Linked DNA regions of Homo sapiens: region 2 is linked to region 1. A link is a loop called in an ENCODE intact Hi-C map of the cell type or tissue named here. Cell type or tissue: prostate gland. All regions are shown on one strand. Links, peaks and the distances in the headings refer to the core of each region. The heading gives the core; the rest is flanking DNA. Region 1 overlaps LINC02463 (long intergenic non-protein coding RNA 2463). Region 2 holds the start of LOC105370003 (a long non-coding RNA gene).

The links. A loop is a pair of places that touch in the nucleus more often than their neighbours do. Peaks named below come from ENCODE experiments on the same cell type or tissue, not always from the same donor. Only the 100,000 strongest peaks of a DNase experiment are listed, where the experiment ranks them.
Region 2: it touches region 1 in a loop (3.0-fold over the local background); 1 of 110 quality-filtered maps calls a loop at or near these places.

The regions. Positions count from the first base shown.
Region 1 is chr12:115,854,884-115,865,944 of GRCh38, forward strand. LINC02463 (long intergenic non-protein coding RNA 2463) reads right to left here. Exons shown (of 5, transcript XR_001749337.2): 2 at 10,189-10,549. Among named protein-coding and RNA genes, the nearest start is that of LINC02463, 26 kb to the right of the region's middle. In prostate gland, for the core only: no CTCF peak of the experiment used is centred there; a DNase peak (open chromatin) is centred at 5,921; H3K27ac peaks cover 1,192 bases.
Region 2 is chr12:115,757,482-115,768,542 of GRCh38, forward strand. It overlaps LOC105370003 (a long non-coding RNA gene), which reads right to left and starts at 5,584. Exons shown (of 4, transcript XR_945389.3): 1 at 5,467-5,584. In prostate gland, for the core only: no CTCF peak of the experiment used is centred there; DNase peaks (open chromatin) are centred at 1,590, 2,950, 6,090, 6,640 and 2 weaker places; H3K4me3 peaks cover 1,040 bases; H3K27ac peaks cover 6,309 bases.

The sequences.
Region 1 (11,061 bases), core at 2,002-10,001:
AGTGTGTGCATATATATATATATATATATATATATACATATATATATATATATATATATATATATATATATATATATATCACATTTTCTTTATCCATTCATCCATTGATGGACACTTTGGTTGATTCCATAACTTTACTATTTTGAATACTGCTGCATTAAACCTCATAGTGCATATGTCTTTTTATATAACAATTTCTTTTCCTTTGGGTAGATACCCAGTAGTGGGATTGCCAATCAAATGATCGTTTGATTTTTAGTGCTTTAAGAAATCTCCATACTATCCTCCATAGAATTTGTACTAATTTACATTCCCCCGATGGGTGTATAAAGCATCCCCTTTTCTATGCATCCTCCCCAGCATCTGTTATTTGGTGATTTTTTGTTAATAGACATTCGGGGCCAAGTGCAGTGGCTCAAGCCTGTACTCCCAGCACTTTGGGAGGCCGAGGTGGGAGGATCACTTGAGCCCAGAAGTTTGAGACAAGCCTAGGCAACATAGCAAGACCTCGTCCCTACTAAAAATCAAAAAAATTAGCAGGGCGTAGTGGCTTACACCTGTAGTCCTAGCTACTCAGGAGGCTGAAGTGAGAGGATCACTTGAGCCCAAGATATCAAGGCTGCAGTGAGCTATGATCACACCACTGCACTCCAGCCTGGGTGAAGAGCGAGACCCTGTCTCAACAATAATAATTAATAATAGCAATCTGGACTGCTGTAAGATGATATCTCACTGTGATTTTAATTTGCTTTCTCTGATATCAGTAATGTTGAGCATTTTTTCACATGCTTGTTGGCCTTTTAGGTTATATCCAGAAGAAAAATTACTAGGTCACAGGATTATAATTTTTCCTATTGAGTTTACAAGACTAAACTGTTTTTCCAAAATGGATGCACCAATTTGCATTCGCTCTGCAACTCCACATCCCTTGTAACCCTTAGTTTGTCAGATTTTTTTTATTTATTTATTATTTATTTATTTATTTATTTTGAGACGGAGTCTCACTCTGTCACCCAGGCTGGAGTGCAGTAGCGCAGTGGCATGATCTCGGCTCACTGCAACCTCCGCCTCCCAGGCTCAAGCCATTCCCCTGCCTCAGCCTCCCGAGTAGCTGGGATTACAGGCGCCCGCCACCATGCCTGGCTAATTTGTATTTTTAGTAGAGACGGGACTTCACCATATTAGCCAGGATGGTCTCAATCTCCTGACCTCGTGGTCCGCCCACCTCGGCCTCCCAAAGTGCTGGGATTACAAGCATGAGCCACTGCGCCTGGCCTTTTTAAAATTTTTACCAAACAAATTAGTGCAAAATAATATCTCATTCTGGTCTTGCTTTGCCTCATTATTAATGATGTTCCACATCTCCTTATACATTTATTAGTAGTCATATATGTTTCTACATTTGAAATGTCTGTTATTCTCATTTGCCCATGTTTCTATTAGGTTGTTGAGCTTTGCTTATTTATTTCTAGAAATTCTTTACATATGGCTCATTAATACTCTCCCTTGTTAGCTGCATGTGTTGTGAATATTTTCTTCTAGTTTGGAATGTCTTCCACCTTTTCACGAGTCTGTTGATAACCAATATTCTTCGTTTTAACAGTCAAATTTATCAAACATATTAGTTTTAAAAATACCGTCTGACCACAGAAAGCTAGTCAAATAAACTATGGTACATCTATACAACGAAATAGTGGATAACTATTAAAAATTTTGTTGAAAAATATTTCTTGAAACTGAACATTTTTTTGCAACTTAATGTTAAGCTAAAAACACACACCAAAAAACAGTATGTATATCAAGATCCCGCAGTATGAATTTTTTTAAGTTTAATAATATACTATGTTAGCAAGTTTCTGGACAAATAAGCAGTCTTATTCACTCTTGGTGAAGGGTGTAAATTTCTACAATCTCTGTAACTTGCAATTTGGCAATGTCTATCAAAAATTTAAATTTATGTATAACTTGACCCAGCAATTCTCCTTGAGGATATTTACTCAATCAATATCCTCATATGTGTGCCAGGATACATACAATTATATTCATTGCAGCACTGGTTAATAGCAAAAGACAAAATTATAAAACAGCCATACAATGGAATACTATGCAGCTGTTAAAAAAAGAACAATGTTGTCTATATGTATTATAATGCAATTATCTCCAAGGCACATTGTTAAGTGAAAAGGGCAAGATAGTATTGTATATCATTTGCATTAAAAATATTTAGTGCTATGTAAATCCTTTGCATGTATTATTTGCATAGAATGTTTCTGAAAGCAAAAAAAGAAAAAAAAAAAGCTAATTGATTAATTGCTTCCTAGGAAGGGACTTGGTCTACAGGATATCCTCACAACCTCTTTAGGAAGTAAATATTACTATTTTATTCATTAGACACGAGGAACCTAGAACAAGGGAACTCCAGAAGCCCCAGTGGAATGAAAAGAAAGGAATCCAATGAGATCATCGCTATTAATTCACTCCAAGTTTCTTGACTGTTGTCTCTGTGCCAGGCTCTCTGGAATCGCAATAGCACCTACAGCACAGAGTGGTTTGGTAATTAAATAAGACCCAATAAGCAGGAATTTGCTCCCCACAGATGCTTGATAAATAGGAGCTGGGTTTTATAACAATTTAATTAATAATATATAGTCATTCATTTTGCAGCTCATCTCATTTGGTTTTGCCAACAGCACTGTGTATAAAGTAAGGCAAGAGTGGTTGCTATCATATCCATTTTACAGAAAACTGAGGCTCAGGAAGGTGAAGTTCATAGGGGCTCCCCATGCAACCAATTCTGGAGCACATAGAAGAGGCTTCCTGGAGCTGATGGTGCCCAACCACCAGAGGGCTCAGACAGAATCCTGGCTCTGCCCCTCACTTGCTGTATGGCATCCTGAGCAAGTTACTTAGGTTTTCTGCGCCTCGAGTTTTGGCATCTATAAAATGGAAACAAACGAAAGCACTGCATCTTAAAATGCTGAAGATGAGATGAATGAATATGTATCAATGACTACAACTAGTGATTCCTTTAAAACGTTAAGTCAGATCCTGTCACTCTTCAGTTCAGACCTTTCCATTGGCTCCCATCTGCTTTGCAATAAAATCCAAAATCCTCACTGCGAATGGCCCATGGAACTTCACATGGCCTGGGTGTCCAGCAACTTTCTCCCTGTTCTCAGCCTTTGGCTCACTCCTCCTCCACCAGCTGGCTTCCTAGCTGCCTGGGGACACACAGAGCTCAGCCCTGCCTCCAGGCCTTAGGACATTTTGTTCCCTCTCTTAGGAACACACTTCCTCGCTCCTCTGTCACCTCTCAAGCCACCCTTCCCTGACCACTTTCCCCATCACCCTCCTTGTCCTGCTGGATTTCTTTCTCATCAGCACTTACGGCTGCCCAACAGACCACACATAGTGTTTATCTGCATATTCATTTCTTGTCCATTGGCCCTGCTCTGAAATGCAAGCTTGATGAGGGCAGGAATAGGCTGTTTTGTGCATCACTGCATCCCCAAGACTTGGAACAATGTCCGGCACCTTGCTGGCCCTCTATAAATGTTAGGTCTCCCAAAAGGCAGGAGACAGGGTCACTACAGGCAATGAACACAGCATAAGCAAAGGCCTGGTGGTGGGGACAGAGCATAATCCAAGCAGGGACCCACACGGAGTTCCTTTGACCTGGTGCTGCCACCCTGGTTAGGGGAAATGGGCTCTGCTTACCACCAAGACACCTTGGACACATGGATTTCTTAGAAGCCCAGTGAAAATGCTTTGGGCTGACTCCTTCTCCGATACTTCCTCATCCCCTGTTCTGTTTGACCCCTCATCCTTTGCCGGGGTCATTGCTGCCTTCATCTGCAGCCCAAGGATAGGGGTACAGGCAGCCAGGGCTGGGGGCCCCTCAGTCCCAACTAGCAGCTTTGGGGGTCTTTGGAAGGCTGGTATCTAACAGAATGAGGGGAAGACTTTGGGAAGGAAGAAACCTCCCCAGGGAAAAGCTACCTTGTACAGAACTCACAGCTCACAGCCATAAAAAGAATAAAAACTAGAAAAGGCTCCATCTCCTTGGCCCCTTTAAGAAAGACACCTTGGGATTCTGGCTGGAGGTCACAGCAGGAAACTGGACATGTACAGAAGGGGCTGCCCGATAAAATAAATAATCATTTATTAAGGTACTTGTCTACACAGCAGGAAATCAGCACAGGGAGTGTGGGTCGGGGAACAGAGCCTCCCTGAAGAAGGCAGCTATCTTTAAAAGGGGGGATCTTGATTTGAAACACTTGTCTCCAGATGGGACCAGTAATCCTCAGCCCTTAGCCTCATTCCAAACCTCCCAAGAAAAGGAATAGCAGTGCACAGCTTTCTAGAACCTTCCAGGGCAGGAAGAAAAACGAAGAATGAAGAGACCTTCTTCAGGCCACCACACTGGCTTCCCCCCAACTTGTGCCCACGAGTTTTGGGCTGGAGCTGAGACGATAGCCTAGCAACATGTTTTATTTCTGCAAAAGGAAGTGATCTTTGAAACGGAGCCACAAGAAGATCTGAAAAGGGATTTCCTGATCACAGCCCTGGGTGAAGCAACTAGGATGGAGCTTCCTCCAAAGCCAGACTGGCTAGGGCACCACTGCTCCCCCTTCTTGAAAGCTTCGTACTTTCTCCTTCCACAGACGCTGTGCAGGATTTTCTCTCTTTGCCTGGAATGTTCTCTCCCTACCACATGCTCCACCACCTCCACCATCCCTTGCATCCCTTGGCCTGGGCAACTTCTTCTCCATCTTTCAGATTTCAGCTGAACCAGGGAAGCCTTCTCTGATCACTTTTTTTTTTTTCCTGAGACGGAGTCTCACTCTGTCGCCCAGGCTGGAGTGCAGTGGGGCAATCTCGGCTCACTGCAAGCTCCGCCTCCCGGGTTCACACCATTCTCCTGCCGCACCCTCCCGAGTAGCTGGGAATACAGGCGCCCGCCACCACGCCCAGCTAATTTTTTTGTATTTTTTTAGTAGAGACGGGGTTTCACCGTGTTAGCCAGGATGGTCTCGATCTCCTGACCTCGTGATCCGCCCACCTTGGCCTCCCAAAGTGCTGGGATTACAGGGGTGAGCCACAGCGCCCGGCCTCTGATCACTCATAAGCAACCAGCTGAGCTGCTACATATGGGCTCTCGCATACCCACCACCCCCACAGCGCCAAATTGTGTATTGCTCAGTGCTTATCATGGCTGGCACTGCACACTTTATATGGATGCAATAGTTTATTGCATCTCTTCTCCACTGCTTCAGTTGTACCTAACACTATAGCCACAATGCATGACACATGGTAGTCCCTCAATGAAGATGTGTTGAATTAATGAACAAATTGACCTTTGGGAAAAATATATCAGTATACTTCAGTCTCCTAGTTAAGTGTCCAAACACTTGAATGTATGCATGAATGAGGGATGAATAAATGAGCAAGTGAATGAATGAGCAAATGAATAAATGAGCGGGTGAGTGAATGAGTGAGTTATTGAATGAATGAGTGAATGAGTAACATAGTGACTGCATGAGTGAAGGGGGAAGTAAAAGAGCGAATGAATAAGTGAATGACAATGGCTTCCTTGAGGGTGGTCCTATTAGTTAATGCCTTTTTTCGGTCTCTCCTTTTCTCTGTATGCAGAGAAACAGATAGAAGAGGCTGGCATGAATGTGACTCTAACCAAAACATGTGGCAAGGGAAGGAGGGCATTTCCCAAAGGGGCACCTGGTGGTGGGGGGCAGGGGGATGCTTCCAGGCAGAAGCTGACCCCCAAGGGGCAGCTCTGTCCCTGACCCCTTTCACCTTCCCTTGTTCTGATCTTTATGGGGCCGTCTGCCTTTTAGCATCAAAGGAGACAGCAGGTCCGTGACTTGTCCCACAGCAGCTCTATAAAAATGTAATTACCCAATAACCTGCTGTCTGCAAAACAAACCATCTTCCTGTTTCTTCTCCCATAAAAAGCATTTGACAGCCCTGTTCTATCAGCTTATAAAACCTGGAAAGAGTTGGCTTAGACCCCTCTGAAATGAAAACCCTTAGCGGGGAAGAGTCCCAAGTTGGGAGAAACACACCTCTGACCCTCCAGGCAGTTGCTTCAAAGTCACTGGAGGTTTTCAGAGAAGGCAAAGACAGCAACCTATCTTGGAAAAATGGAGGACTGGATAATGCAAATCACACCTAAAAAGGGCAAAAGCCTTGGAAACTCTAAGAGCCCAGGCCTGCTGTGGGCACAGGCAGCATCATTGTATCTCACCAGAAAGTCATTCCTTCATTTATTCACTCAATAAACATTTATCGGGCACCTGCGACATGCTAGGCATTAGGCTAGGCCCTGAGGGTAAGACTCTAGTGTAATAAGTGCTGGTCCTTTAAGAAACTCACATCTAAAATATACATTTATTTTAAATAATGGAGCACTTTGATCTGAATTTATTGACATGTAAAAAGTGCATATAATCCATGATTACATGGGTGAGGCAGGTTATAAAACAGTAAGTGGTGATGGATACATAACATCAAAAATGTACTTAATGCCACTGAATTGTACACTTAAAATGGTAAGTTTTATGTTACATATATTTTACCAATATCTACATTGGTAGATTTTGATTGATATGGCTACGTTGACAGATATGGCTTCATTTTGACTTTTTTTCATTGAAAGGGAAACAGAATGGAACTGGGAGGTGGTGATAAAATTATTCTATATCTTGACTGTGAAGCTATCTAGTGGGTTCATGTGTTCCCCACAAAGATATGTCCAAGTCCTACCCTCTAATGTCTGTGAACATGACCTGATTCGGAAATAGGGACTTTGCAAGTGTAACTAAGGCAAGGATCAAGATGAGATTATACTTGGATTGAGGATGGTCCTAAACCCAATGAGACTGTCCTTGCAGAGAAAGGAGAGGGGGATTTGACACACATAGGAAAAGAGGTCCCGTGAACAGGAAGGTGGAGATTGGCCTGATGTGGCCACAAACCGGGGAATGCCTGAAGCCATCAGGAGCTGGAAGACACAAGGAACAGCAACTGCGGGAAACTAACCCAGACTGTCTACCAGACAGCATGCTTTCATCACAGAACTGTTCACTAACAAGGGTAGCTTTGCTGTATTCAAATTATACTTTGATTTTTAAAATATCTTTTAAATAGAAACAGAGGGATTGAACAGACATTTCTGGTGTTTCTAATACTTGTTTTACCGTGAATATACATTGTATAAGGAGTTCATGGTCTGATGAGTGAGACAGGTAAGAAAATTGACAATTGTAGGATATGAGAGCTGGAGCATCTAAATCAGACTGGGGAGGGGGTTCCATGAAAGCGTTCCCAGAAAGAGGACACTGATCAGAAGGAAGCTGAGCAAAGAAGTGAGGGTGGAGGAGAGAGGGCATTCCAGGTACAATGGGCATTGAAAGTGCCTGCATCTTACTAACCAAGCGACCGGGTCAGCAAAGTCACACAGCTTCAAGTTCCTCAGCCCTAAAAATGGTGACCATAATCCTTAATATCTCATAAGCTTATGGGATGATTAAGGGAGGCAATATGTATATAAGACTCCACAGAGTCTGATATGGATTAAGTACTGGAAAATGCCAGTTATCGTCACTATCAGTATTAGCATAATCAGCTGCAGCCAGATTGGTGGGTTAGAATCTTGGCCTGGCCACTTGCCGTGTGTCCTCGGATCAGCTATTTAACCTTTCTGTGCCTCAGTTTCCTATTCTGTAAAATAAGGATAAATAATGGTATTTGTGCCTTAGGGTATTGTGAGGATTATACGAGTTAATACCTATAAATCAATTACAACAGCACCTGGCATATGGCAAAGACTATATAAGAATTAGCTATTATATTTTGTCATGACTATAAAGGAAAGGAAACGTCTGGAAACAGTACAAAAGAGAAGTGGAATGGCCAAACGTGCTTGGGGAAAGAGCAGTGTAAGAATCATCTTCATGGAAAAAAAAAAAAGCAAATAAAGCCTTTGAAAAAAAAAACAAAGGGAAATCACAAATCTGAAAATAAAGTGTCTTATGATGATGGGGTTACATTTTGGACCAAGATATTTTTAGCTAACAAAATCGAGTTAAAATGGATTTTGACAGAGTGAAAAGATGTGGGAAATGCATAAAGGAGTCACGCTTGAAAGGCTGAAGGTAAATCAGCCTCTTTGTTAGGGAAAGTTTCACTGCGTTCAACATTTGGAATTGATGACTTTGGTGGTTTCCTTTGGGGAAGAAAATATCCTGACATTTCCTGGTAAGTCTTCCTTCCTACCTTCTCGGCCTTAATGATATTCTCTATCAGCCTAATGTCCCTGCTTGAGCATTGATGGCTGTGTGGACACAGATAATATCCAGAATATTAGCAGTTTGGAAGGCTCAGAGCAGCATCCACCACCTTCATAAAGACGCAGGCAACATTACCGCATAAGCACCTCTTAACGTGCAGTCACAAATCACTGCTCAACAAATTCCAGAATTTCAAAGCTGTGGCATAAATTTCCAAGCCAGAAAAACAGCATGCGAGCCTTAAGTGCTGGGTTTCAACCCTCTAGACTCCCTGGAACCACTGTCTGAGGTTCTGGCAGCATCAATATGGCCCTTTCAGCCTTCTAAGGAATATGAATGGTGTGTTAAGCCAATGAGAGACAGCATGTAGTCTTTGAATGGAAGCCACAGTGTGTACACCAAGGCTCTTGGCTCTGCTTTGAAATTTTGAATAGCAAATCCCTGCTCAATCCTCTGCATTATCGTCTTTTAAATGGGTGTAGCAATTTTTATCCTGACATAGAATAGAAGGTCTTAAACTCTTTGGGGGTAAAGGGGATGGGGTGAGTAAAAAAAAAACAAAAAAACTATGAATATTGGGATTTTATTTTGCCTTTGAGGGAAATCTTTAGAAACATCATTTTACCCATTAGTAATACATTCAGCTCCAAGTAATAAGAATGCCTCACTATATGCTTTAATTTAATAGTCCTTTCTTACATAATAAGAATTCCAGAAGTGGTCAGCTTCATGTTCAGGTTCGGCAGCTCAGCCACATCTTGACCAATATTTTGACAAAACAGTTGCTGCAGTTCCAGCCATCACATCCAAATTCAAGACAGGAAAAAAATGGAAGGGGAAAGTGCTGCATCTGTCCCTTTTTCCAGGACAATAAATTTTTTTTTCCCAGAACATTTTGCAACAGACCTTTTGGACAGAGCTGGGTCATATACCATCTCAGATGCAAGGAAAGCTTGGAAATTAGATAACAGAACTTTGACCGATTATAATCCATAGCCTGGGTCTGGGCTCAGTGCTGCTCTGAACAAAACCTGGATCCTCTTACAAAGGGGAAAGGGCAATGGATATAAGGCAGGCAATGAACAGTCTGCCCAACTCTTCAATCCCAACATGCACACAACTTCAGTGATCAGAAAAGGTAATCAAAAAAAAAAAAAAAAAGAAAAACAGAAGAAAAGAACCTGAGGCAAAAATAATAACAACGCAACACTATTCATTTCTTGAAGGGAAACTGATAAACCTTATATGTGTTGGCCTGATACCAGGATACATTTTTAAAACTTGTGAAAGTGAAAGCAGTATCTGTAGAGATGTTCTGAAATAATTCCAACGGGTGAACAGTCAGATTCCAAGCTTCTCGTCTAATTGGCATGAATAAGTCTCACTGAATTACTCTGATGGGAAAGGATATTTTCCCAATTCAAAGCACCCACAGTGAAACATGAGAGAAACTTGGCATAATCTTTCCAGTCAGTGGATATGTATTGGGCAAAGCAGACATGGTTCCTACACTCACAGAGCAAACAGTCTAGCAAGGCAGATGAAGAATCACATAGACAAACACAATGCTATAAACTAGCACTCTACTAAGTGCTATGAAACTTAACAGGGTGCTCGGAGGCAGAAAAGCCTAACTGAAGCTGGATAGGATCAGGACGATGATCTAGAAGCACAAGCTTCAGAACCAGGTCTGGGTCAACTTCCCAATATGCCACCACGCCCAAGACCAGTGAACTTGGACCGTAATAAAAATAAGAATTGACTAAGCACGGATCATGCATTAAACACCACACTCAGCTGTTCAATCACCATGACAAAAGTTTGAGGTTACCTAGTCCCATTTTAACAAGAGGATGATCGGGGATAGAAATTCACCTACCTGAGGTCACAGAATTGGTAACTGGAGTAAGTTGGTATGACCCTGTGTTACTCCTTCTGCGAAAGCTAAAGCCGTGCAAACTCCCTACGTCTCAGGTTCTCACATGTGCAGATATCAGGCTGGTAGATGAAATTAGGTGAAATGATCCATGGGCAGCAGTGAGCACCATGCCTGGCACACAGCAAGTGTGCAATAACCGACAACTATTATTCAAACTCTGAGTTTCTGAGATTCATCTGATCATTTCTTCAAGTCCTCTTGGCCTGGGAAGTCTGAATCCAGCCATGCCAACTGATCGATCTTCACAGGGGCTTTGAGATCTCAGGGGTCAAAGAGACTGGAAAATCCATTCTTTTTCTTTCTATGCAAATCAGGAAACACTTAGGTTAATAGCTAACAAAAATAAATCAGAATAATGAGAGCTTTAGTTCAAAATTTTTAAAAACACAAAACAATTACCAGATCTCTTAAAATGAATAGCAGTCAGGTAAGTTCTCAAAATTAGACCCAAAGACTTTTGCTTGTTTTGAACCATGAAGAAATTTTTCAAGAGATGAAATTGAGGACATATATCTTGAATCATTTGGGGATCGAGGGACTCATTAAGCCATGTCAATAAGAGGAGTTATTTAAGCAAATGGATAAAAGCCATTTATTATTTAGCACTTTATATTTGTAAAGGGCTGATCCATTTTCTCTAGCCCTACCTGCTCCTGACCCCACATTACTTATGAATTTTTTCAGAGCTTCTCACTGATGAACAGGCATCCTTCAGTGCCTGAAATGAACAGGTATTACCATTTTACAGATAAAAAGGGTGAGGCAAAGAACAAAGCCCTCAAATGAGAAGACTGGAGCAAAGCATGGTTTACC
Region 2 (11,061 bases), core at 1,187-9,186, 98 kb before region 1:
TAGCTTTCCAAAAGACCAATAATAGATGATGCCCTATTGGGAAAGATAACATGTGTTTTCTTGTAGCTTGGTGGGAAAAATATTTTTTGCTCTTTGTAAAGGAAATCAGATATATATTTGGGGGAAAAGAATATAATGTTTCACTGTGATACGGTCCAACAAAAACCCAGGAAATTCAAGGTTCAACTGATGCTTGGCTAAAAATTCACACCATTGTGCCCCTTTACTGATGGCAGATTTCGAAGCCCAGAATGTATGGGTGAACCTCAAGTTTCCTAACTTCAGCCTCTTATGTCTAAACATCAAATTGTTATTTAACTATTAGCCGGTGTTAGACTGCCTGCCATTTTTTTTCTTTTGTTTTCCCTTGGATATTTTATATCTTTGCTGATCTTTCCAGCACATCACCTGAAACGTATATACTGCATTTTAATCCCAATGGCTGATGCTATCTCTGGATAAGCTGAATTTCTTTTTCAATGGGAAGGGTATTGGACGAGAGAGAAGAATCACAGAATAGCAGGGTGTTTGAGCTGAGAGAAACTGGGGATACAGAGAAAGTAAGAGAAAACACAGATGGAATGAAAAGCTGGAGAACTGGGATAGAAGGGGACCCAGAATTGTCAATGGATTTCTTTTGGTCTATGCCTAGAAATACATTAACTGTTAGGGAGTCTTCCCTTCAGGAAAGTCTCAGTTCCAGAATCAAATTATAGGACCCAACACATTGTCAAATATTTAAACCTCTAGTGCCATACCATTTGTAGATTTCGAGATCATTACTTTACTACTAGATTGTTAATTACAATGAAGTAATGGCAGACTGGGCTTGTAGATTTTATGGATGCCGCTTCTGTGTGAGTGATTGTTAATACTAAAAGCTTAAACTTTAACTGCATTTTAAGCATCTGGGACTGGAGCGAAAGCGGGAGCTGTGAGTAAATGCTTTCAGCAGGTATGTAGTTAGTTATTAAAATGGGCTTTGAAGCTCTCTTTTGGTGTATTTCTGCATATTTTAAGGGTCCAGGCCAAAAAGAAAAAAAACACTTTTTTTTTAATGCACTTAATTTGGATTTCATTGAATTTTCTTCACGCACTGATGTTAGGATATTTTGACAAATGTAATTCCCCAACCCCTCTGTATGAAAGAAAAGAAACTCTTTTTTGAAGAGATTTAGAAAGGGGAAGAAAAATCCTTTTTAAAAGGCTTAAGGGTAAGGAGGGGTAAAGCGAATAAGTGGTAGGGGAGGCTTTTATTTTCTAAAGCTCAAATTCCAAAGAAGAAGGACAGTCCACGTAAGAACTGAAACTAATTTACCTGAACCCTTTGTCACTGCCTGGCTCTTGACTATTAAATGATTCTTTTCAGTAGCCAATAAAACCAAATCAAAAGCATGTTTTGGATGGAGGGGTGGTGCCAGGCAATTCCCCCCACATGAAAAGCCAAACTATGCTGTGTTTGTTTTGGTTTTCCCCTAAGAGGATTTTCAGAGAAGGGGCTGGGGTTTGGGCCACCCTCCTTGGCCCCACTCCTATGAGGGAATATAGGGGACTGTTTCGTTCTCGTCCACGAAGCTAAACTGCCCATCGGTATTACCCAAAAAGGAAAGAGAAAGTGCCTGCCCTGCAGTCAGGTCTACAAACCCTGATGTTTTGTCTTTGTTTCCCTCTCAAAGGCTGTTTTAAGATCCCTGCCAATGCAAAGACTTGGGGAACTGTTTGTCACTTTTCAGAAAACAGCTCAGACTTTCTGGGCCTTAATATCCCTACCTTTAAACAGCACCGATATTCACTGCCTTCTGTCTTCGAAGATGCTAGAGATGTTGTTTTCAAAGATTTGGGAATCCTTAAAAGCAAAGAGCTACATAAAAATACAGAGATTAAAAAAAATGGCAGCCCACTTCTTTCCATTCCTGATGCCCAGTTTGGTTTGAATACGTAAGAATTCTGTAACAGTGCCTAATAACGATTACTAATAACAAAAGTATCTAACACAGAGTGGGCCTTCAATATTGAATATTTAACCTTAGTAGAGGTATTAGCCTTTCAAACTCTTCCCATCTTTAAACTGGAAGGGAATTTTTGCCCTATTTTATCAAGTAGTGGAAGACATGAAGATAAGACAGTTCGATAATTACAGTCCCCGGAATTTCCATGCTTGAACAAGGATTTGAGGTACCTTATTTCAAGTCTCTTTTCCAGACAATGAAATGCACCCAATTGAAAAATGGATGAACTAAAGCTTTTCTCTGCTCTCCCGTCCAAATTAGATTGGTTACTCAATTTGACTGAGTGCTTAGAAATTAGTCAATAAGGCAACTAATTAATAATTTGACTGGGGGGAAAAAGTCAATTTCTCAGCCGCACACAGGCACAAGTCTGAGGGCTTCCTGAGGCACCTCGCCACATGCCTCCAGCAATACCTTGCCGCATTGAAAATCTGCAGGCTGAGTTAAAAAGGGAATCCTGGGTTCAGTTCACTTTATATTAGGCCTTTACTTCTAGTGGAATAGCATAGTAGAGGAATATGATGTGCAGAGAAAAAAGCAGTGAGAGATAGTTAATACAAAATAGAATAATATATTGTATATATTGTATGTAATATATATTTATAAACTACATTGCAAAAAAATAATAATATGGTCTTATAATCATGATGTAGCAAGTATTTATTATGTGCCAGGTATTATGCTAAGTAAGCACTCTGAATACATTATCTTATTTAATCCTGTGATCACACAATGAGGTAGGTACTATGATCCCCATTTTACAGGTAAGGAAACCGAGGCCCAGAGAGCTGAACCACTTACCAACCAAGAAAAAACAGCCAGATTTTGAAACCAGATTCACGGATCCCAAATCCTGTTTTCCAATTCTTCTCTACAAACACGGGGAAAATTAACCAAGGGACTCATTGCCAATTTTCCGCCTGCGCAGAGGAAAACTGGCATCCTGGACTAACCCTAATTTGGTATGTGGCCAGGGACAAGGCATAGTGAGCCTCAGGTTCCCATGGACAAAACCAGGAAGGTCCTCTAGCAGTGGCTTCATAAAATAGCCTTATCATTTAATGCATCTGGTTCTACCAAGAAACATGTTTTTTAAGAAAATATCACATTAATTAAGAAAATATCTGGTTGTATTCAGAAGATGGCAAAACTTGAAAAGACACTAGGATTTTTTTTAATGTAGAGTGAACCTTAAGTGAACATTTAGACAGCCTTCGTGATTTAGTTGTTAAGAACAAAAACCAGCCTAGGTTTGATTCAAGCTCTATAACTTCCTGGGAAAGTGGGGCTTCACCTCACTGAGCCTCACTTTCCTCATCTGTAAGACTGGAATAATAGTATTAACACATACATACATACCTCATAGAATTGTTGTGGGGATTAAGTGAGAAGATGCTTATATTGCGAACAGCAAAGTGCCTAGCACACAGCAAATGCTTAGTAAGTGGTACCTAGAATATGGATGATGGTAATGGAGTTGATGATGAGGATGATGGTGATGTTGATGGTGATGATGGCATGATAATGTTGGTGAAAATGGTGATGATGGGAATGATGACGATTATATATGATGATTGGGGTGATAATGGTGATAGTGGTGTTCTTAGCAAAAGGGTTGATGGTAATGGTGTTAATTTACTCAGTTTACAGATGAGACAATTGAAGCCCCAAAGTCACATGCTAATAACCAGCTGAGTGGAGACTAGAAATCTATTTCCTGGTGCTGGCCCATTGCCTTTTCCATTGCCCCATGCTAAAAATAAGTGGAGTAGGATTTAGCTGAAGGAAGCTGGGAACTGCAGGTCAGAGCTGAGAACCAGCAGCTTCAGCCTTTTCTCCTCCACCCCCAGCTCATTTTACAATGCCAGAGAAATCACTTTGTCCTCACCAGACCTCATACCCTGCCTTTTATGGACGATGCCACCATCTGATGTTTAACTGAGAGGTAAGGGGAGAAGGTGAGTTGAGGAAAGCTACTTTTTAACCAATAAGTAGCTCCCAGTGATTTGAGTGCAGCTGATCTCACACTGCATTTTGAGAAATTCTCCCTGGGGGAATTGATTTACTTTCTGGTTTCAGCCCAAGAGATAAAAATAATCCATTGAATTTGTCAATTTCATTTTCCAGATGGGGCTAAGTGGTCCCTCAAGGGGCTTGTGATGAACCATGTGAGAAACCAGAGTTGAAGGAAAAGAACAGAATGAGAAAGAGGAAAAAAAAAACATAGATGCTACATGCCAAGCAGTAGCAGCAGAATTGACATTTTAGGTCAGCACAGATTCCCAAAGAGCACTGAATTTTCCTAATAATGAGAGAAATTGGTTTTAGGATTCAAAGGAACCACACCATCAGGGGACAGTTGCCCCAGGAGTCCAAGGCTAACAAATAGGAAGAACAGGCAATACATTTTCCCTGAGTTATCCATGGCAGACATTGCTAACAGATAGTGGCATTCTCCACCAAGCCCAAAGCAGCCTCCCAGTGTCTCTGAATCCTAGAGCTCCAAGCAGCCATGAGCAATCAATCAGAGTAGACACAGAGATGAAAACTATTTTCTACTTGGCATGTGAGTGCAAGACCAGTAAGCGATTCATAAGGTCTTGAACCAAACAAACAAACAAAAAAAAAAAAACAATAATAGACTAGATCGGGGAGGGGTTATCATGTCAGGTAAAAAAACACATAGGAGCTCCAAGGATTTAGGCTTCCTAGGCTGGTCACATCCCAAATATCGTAGGTGATAACTCATTCATTTATTATTTACTTATCCATTCACTTGCTCGTTCATTCATTCACTCATTCACTCTCTCACTCATTCACTTTCTCATTCCCTTGGTCATCATTTTTAAATTCGACAAATATTTGCAAATCGACAAATCCTGGATGCTGGAAGTGTAAAAATGAATTAGACAGACCCAACTTCTATCTACGTGGAGCTTATAGCCTAAGAATATTTTTTCTTAAAAAAAAAAACTAAATTTAACAATTACACAAATAATTGTTTTCAGTTGTGATCATTGCAAGGAAACGTAGAAGTACTAGATACTTTGAGAGCATAGATCAGGGATTTGGCTTAGTTCAGCAGGGAAAGATGGAGGTAGAAATCAGGGCAAACTTCCCAGAGAAAGGAACATTTGAGCTGAACACTGAAGGATGAGGAGTTCACGAGGCAAAGAGGGGAAGAGGGTTTTCCAGGTGGAAGGAAAGACTTCTGCAAAGGCCTGGAGGTGGTAGAAGGACAGCACATTGCTGAAAGTAAGAGAAGGTCAGAGGGATGGGAGCCCAGAGAGTGAGGAGAGGAATAATGTGAGATGATGCTACAGAGGTGGGCAGGTAGCAGTGTCCCCTTTCAAATACGAGCCCAAGAGTGACCCGCATCTGCTAAAAATACTTCAGTGACTGTCCCTTGCCCTCAAAAGAAACTCCAAACGTCTTACCATGCTCTGGTCCTACTCACCTCTCCAGCCTTACCCAACGCCAGCCTTTCTCACGGAAGACACAACCTAGACTAAACGTCCAGGTTCTTGAAGAGAAAACACTCAAATGTAAGCCCTGTAAGAGCAGAAATGAAGTCTGCTGCATTTCCTGCTGCATCCTTAGTGCCCAGGGTCCTTGGTACAATGCCAGGCATAGAAGATGAACTTGAGAAATACTGTAAATGTAAAGATGAGTGATTTTTTGACCCCACCCTTGGCACAGTGCCTAGAACATGGCATTGTATGTTTAAATACTAAAAGAGAAGAGGAACAAAGAAGGGAGGGATGGAAAGAAGGAATAAAGGCAACAAAGAAAGGAAGGGAAGGGAAGAAAGAAGGGAAGGGAGGGAGGAAGGGAAGGGAGGGAGGGGAGGGGAGGGGAGGGGAAAGAAAACTACACATATAGGTGTTGGGGAGAGGAATACGCCAAAAACCAAGGTTTTTGAAGCTCTAATTCCCACATAAAAAGACCCAGTCATCCTAAAGTTTTCAAGAACAAAGTATTTAAAAAAAAAAAAAAGAGATTTGTATTCACCAGCCTGGAAACACAGGGGCCAGTAGCAAGGAGAAGGCGGCCTGACTGTCTGTGAGATGGGTGGGGCCCATTTGGACGCTTCAAGCCAAAAAGCATTTTTGTGGCCTCATAATTTCTGAATGCTCTTAGCGAGGCTAACTGGCTCCAGGCTCAGTCTCCTGCAAAAACTCATCTTTGCAATTCCTCAGTTCAACCTCATGCAAACGGGTCAAGCTATCTGTTGGGCCTCAGTTTCTCCATCTGTAAAATGAAGTAATTAGATTAGATCATCTCTAATCTAACCTTAACACTGAGTCAAGCCTCTCTTAGGTACTCTTCTCAGAGTGTCACATCAGCCCTAAAAATAATAATTATGATGATATAATAATAGTAATTATTATTATACTAGCTACCACTTTTTGAAACACTTTTTATTTCATCTTCACAACTATCATATTAGGACACCTATGATCTCTATTTTACACATGAGGAAATTGAAGTTCAGAGAGGTTATGTACCTTGCTCAAAGCAGTGCAGCCAGTAAGGAGAAAAGTTGGAATTTGATCTCAGACATGTCTGAGCCCAAACTCATGCTCCTCAAACCTCTATCCACAGCTCTAGCAGGTCCTGACAGAGCCAGTGTTTACAGAGCACAAACACAAGCACAGATCCCCTAGTTCTTGCAGAAGGCAGGGAGAAAACAGGAAGGGAAATGTTTGCAGTGATAACATCGTTAGTGTTGTCTGCCCAGCCTCCCTTCTACCGTTTTTGTTTGTTTTTTTTTTTTTTTTCTGGTAAAAGGGCCCCTCCCACATAAAACAGGGTTTTGGAGAATGTAGTTCCCCAGCTCCATGTGATTCTAATGGAACCACCAATCACAGAACCCCACAGTGGCAACAATCACGTGTGACATGGGTCCCATGACCAAAGCCTGCACAATCATGGTATAGTAAGCCATCTCCTGGCTGCAGTGATTGGTTCAAGTAGTGGACATGTGACCCAAGACAGGCCAATGAGAGCCCTTCCATGGTCTGAAGTGGCTAGGAAGGGGGTCCTCTTTCCTCTAAGGATGGTAAGCTGAGATGATAGAAACTTAGAGTTTCCTGTGACCTTGTCCCACTGCCATGTGACCCACTGTGCCATGGAAAAGAAGTACCCGTTGGAGGGGAGAATATGATCAACAGAGAAGCTGCGATTAGAGATGGAAAAAACGAGCCCTCATCTCATGGGTGGGCTGCTGAAACCAGTTCTATACCTGTCATTTCCAGGTATTAAGCCAATAAGGGTTTGAACTTGGATTCTATCATTTGCAATCAACAGAGCTCCAAGAGACTTTTGACCAGCATTCCACAATTGCTGCCATATCCCATCACACACACACATACTATCTACTACTTAGAAATTTTAAACAGATCTGAAAAGGGGTATTAAGGAGAAAACAGGTGAGGGAGAAGCACTGAGAGAAAATAGGCCCAAAATTGCCACTTGCTTCCCATCTTGTCCCAGTTGGGTCTCTGACTCATATGGTGGCTCACGCATCAATAACATATGAGCTTGAATGTCTCCAGAAATAAATGGCTATGCTTTACCAAACAGTTACTACTTTTTTCTACTTTAGCTCATTTAAAACCCCAAATAATCTCAAAACAGAATAGATATGTCCATTTTTCAGGGAGAGAAAATTGTGGCATACAGGAATTAAGTTGCCACACAACTAGTATGTGGCAGAGTCTGGAGTTTTGAACCCAGATCTGTGTCACCTAAATTCTTTTTTTTTTTTTTTTTTTTTTTTTTTTTTTTTTTTTTTGAGACGGAGTCTTGCTCTGTCGCCAGGCTGGAGTGCAGTGGCACAATCTTGGCTCACTGCAACTTCCACCTCGCAGGTTCAAGCAATTCTCCTGCCTCAGCCTCCCGCATAGCTGGGACTACAGGCACGCACCACCATGCCCAACTAATTTTTGTATTTTTATTAGAGATGGGGTTTCAGCACATTAGCCAGTATCGTCTCGATCTCTTCACCTCGTGATCCGCCCACCTCGGCCTCCCCAAGTGCTGGGATTACAGGCGTGAGCCACTGCGTTTTGCCAGTTCTCTTCCTTTATTAAAACTACATCAGATGGTCTCCATCAATGACACGTAAGTTTGGATGCCAGTACTTTGATATGTCAAGGGGGTTGCCTGAGCCCAGAAGGTCTGGAATTGACCCTAAGACATCCTGATACACGATGTTTCTTTTCAGGCTTGTAGGTAAAGCTTGATCCTAAAAGAAAACATCCCCAGGACAGTGGCTGCCGATGTTCAGCAAGCTGCCTTCATTTCCAGGAACCAGTGCCTCTGTGCATAGAGGGCAGGCAGTTAGCAACATTCAGCCACTTGCTATTACAAAGGCGAAGATATGAAAATGAGGGTGTCTGATGGATGTGGTATAAAGCAGGACAGAGGCCTTTGAAAGCAGAGAGAATGAGGAAAATGAAAGATAATATTCTTGTCACTTGCACTGCTTTGAATCCGCAATCTAAAAGCGCTTTTCAACATACTCTCAGCGTTACTTTTCATCCTGGGGGAGAAAGACAGAGTTTCTGATGACCCTGACTTCCAGATTGGTTCTAGGTTGGTTTCTTGGTCAAGAAAAACAATAAAGCAGAAATTAGGAGTCAGTTGACTGTTCTGTTGTTCTCATAGCAATCTGTGCTTAAGCTATTTATTCCAACAATATTTCTTGAACATTTGCTATATGCCAGACACTCTTCTAGGCACAGCTGTGAATGAGACAGGCTTTCTCAATGTCATCTTTCTGAACCACAGATCTGATCATGTCACGCTCCTTGTCTCCCTTCAGTGACTCCTCATTGCCCACAAGATCAGTTCCAAAGAACTCAACATGGTAGCCAAGGCCATTCATTGTTGGGTCTCTTCAATTTAATCTCTTACTTTTACTTGTTTCCCATTCCCATCCCTTCTGATCCATGCTGTAGTTGCACCAAAATTCTGTTTCCCCAGCCCCCAGGCATTTAAGCCTGCTGTCCTTCTTCCTTGGAGTGGTCTTATTGACAATACCATTATTGTCCTCTTGCCCACTCATTGCCTCCTTAACTTACTCATGTCACTTCTCCAGGAATCCTTCTTGATTCCCACCTTCTCCAACAGTGTAAAGCATCTATAAATGATATTGTTGTTTTGTCAAATTCACGTATCTTTTCCTCTTCTCTAGTAATAGAAAACCCCTGCTCCTTTGGAGAATGCATTCGATGGAATTCAAGTGGGGCTCTTCTAGGCTTTCTAGGCCATGCACAGGTGACTTGAGCCTCGACTGTCCCTGAGCTGACTATCACCAAGACCTCACTGTTCTCTAAGTGCCACAAGAGAAGGACATAGAATGCCTGTATGCTTCACTGATCTTACCACAGCACCTGAAACAGGTGGATAATCCACCAGGTGGAATATCTACAAATATATTTTGAATAAATAATCTAAATAGTGCTTTAAAATGTGATAAGGCTAAAAGCAGCTGAGGTTTCTCCCACTAAAAATCCTTATTTCAGTTCTCAGAGGACCAAATTTCAAGTTAGAGTGACCTGGGTTCAAATCCTAGCTTTGCCACCTAAGAACTTAGTGGTCTTGGGCAAGTGGCTTAACCTCTCCAAGGTTCAGATGAGATGACATATGCAAGATGCTTACAGCAGGTGCTGGCACACAGTAAGAATCAGTAAATGTTGGCAGTCTGAGGTCTTATTTAAATTAAGGAAATAATACCCTGGATAGCAGATAACCGCATGGAGTGGTGGGAAGTTCACTGCCCCAGGAGAATGGAGACTTTGATGGGTTACCCAGCTCTGTGGTTTACCAGCAACATGCCTTTGAGCAAGTCATCCCCTTTCCTGAACCTCCAATTCCTTATATATAGAATGCAGATAATGACATCTGCTGAGCCTGACTTGTGGGGTTGTTATGAGGCTACAAATGAGATTGTGCTCCTGAGGATTTAAAAAGCACAAAATACTGAATATGTGAACTTTTTTTTTACTGTAATTACTATGATCCTTCTAGCAGTCTCAATCTAAATTCTTATATTTTGTTCTTCCCAGCTACAGACATGAGCATTTGGTTTCTGGATCATTGATCTATGAGTCAGGATAGGTTTGCTGCTGTAACAAACATCCACAGTATCTAATAACCTAACACAATGGAAGCTCGTGTCATGGTGTACTCTGGTGGGGGTGGGGGCAGGGGGACCCTGCTCCCTATAGACTTTCAGTGACCCAGGCCCCCTATCTTGGCATTCTCAGCATCTGCAACACTTGGCTTCCAGGGTTTCCGTGAAACGTGGAGAGAGTAACTAGTAAAGGGCTCAGCAAATTACAACCTGTGGGCCAAATCCAGTTCACCATCTCTTTATTGGTGTAAATAAAGTTGTATTGGAATATAGCCATGCTCATCCATTTACATATTGTCTATGGCTTCATTTGTGCTACTGTGGCAGAGTTGAGTAGTTGGGACAGAGACTTCATGGCCCAAAAAGCCAAAAATACTTACTATTATTACAGAAAACGTTTGCTGGCTCTTGAACTGGAAGACCATGCCAGGGTTTTATGGCCCAGTCTGGAAAGGAGCATACATCACTTTTGTTCACATCTTGTTGGCCAGAACTCAAGGACATGGTCTCAGCTGCAGAGAAGGCTGGGAAATGTAGTCTTCTTGTGTGGCAAGAGGAAAATGAGGCAGAGTTTGGCGGTCTCGTGGTATTGTCTCTGCCATGATGTTATTATATTAAACAAATACATTTTGAGGCCGGGCACAGTGGCTCACGCCTGTAATTCCAGCACTTTGGGAGGCCAAGGCAGGAGGATCATTTGAGGTCAGGAGTTTGAGACCAGCCTGGCCAACATGGTGAAACCCCATCTCTATTAAAAATACAAAAATTAGCAGGGCATTTTGGCAGGTGCTTGTAATCCCAGCTACTTGGGAGGCTGAGGCACAATAATCGTTTGAACCTGGGAGGCAGAGGTTGCAGTGAGCCAAGATCGTGCCACTGCACTCCAGCCTGGGCGATAGAGCGAGACTC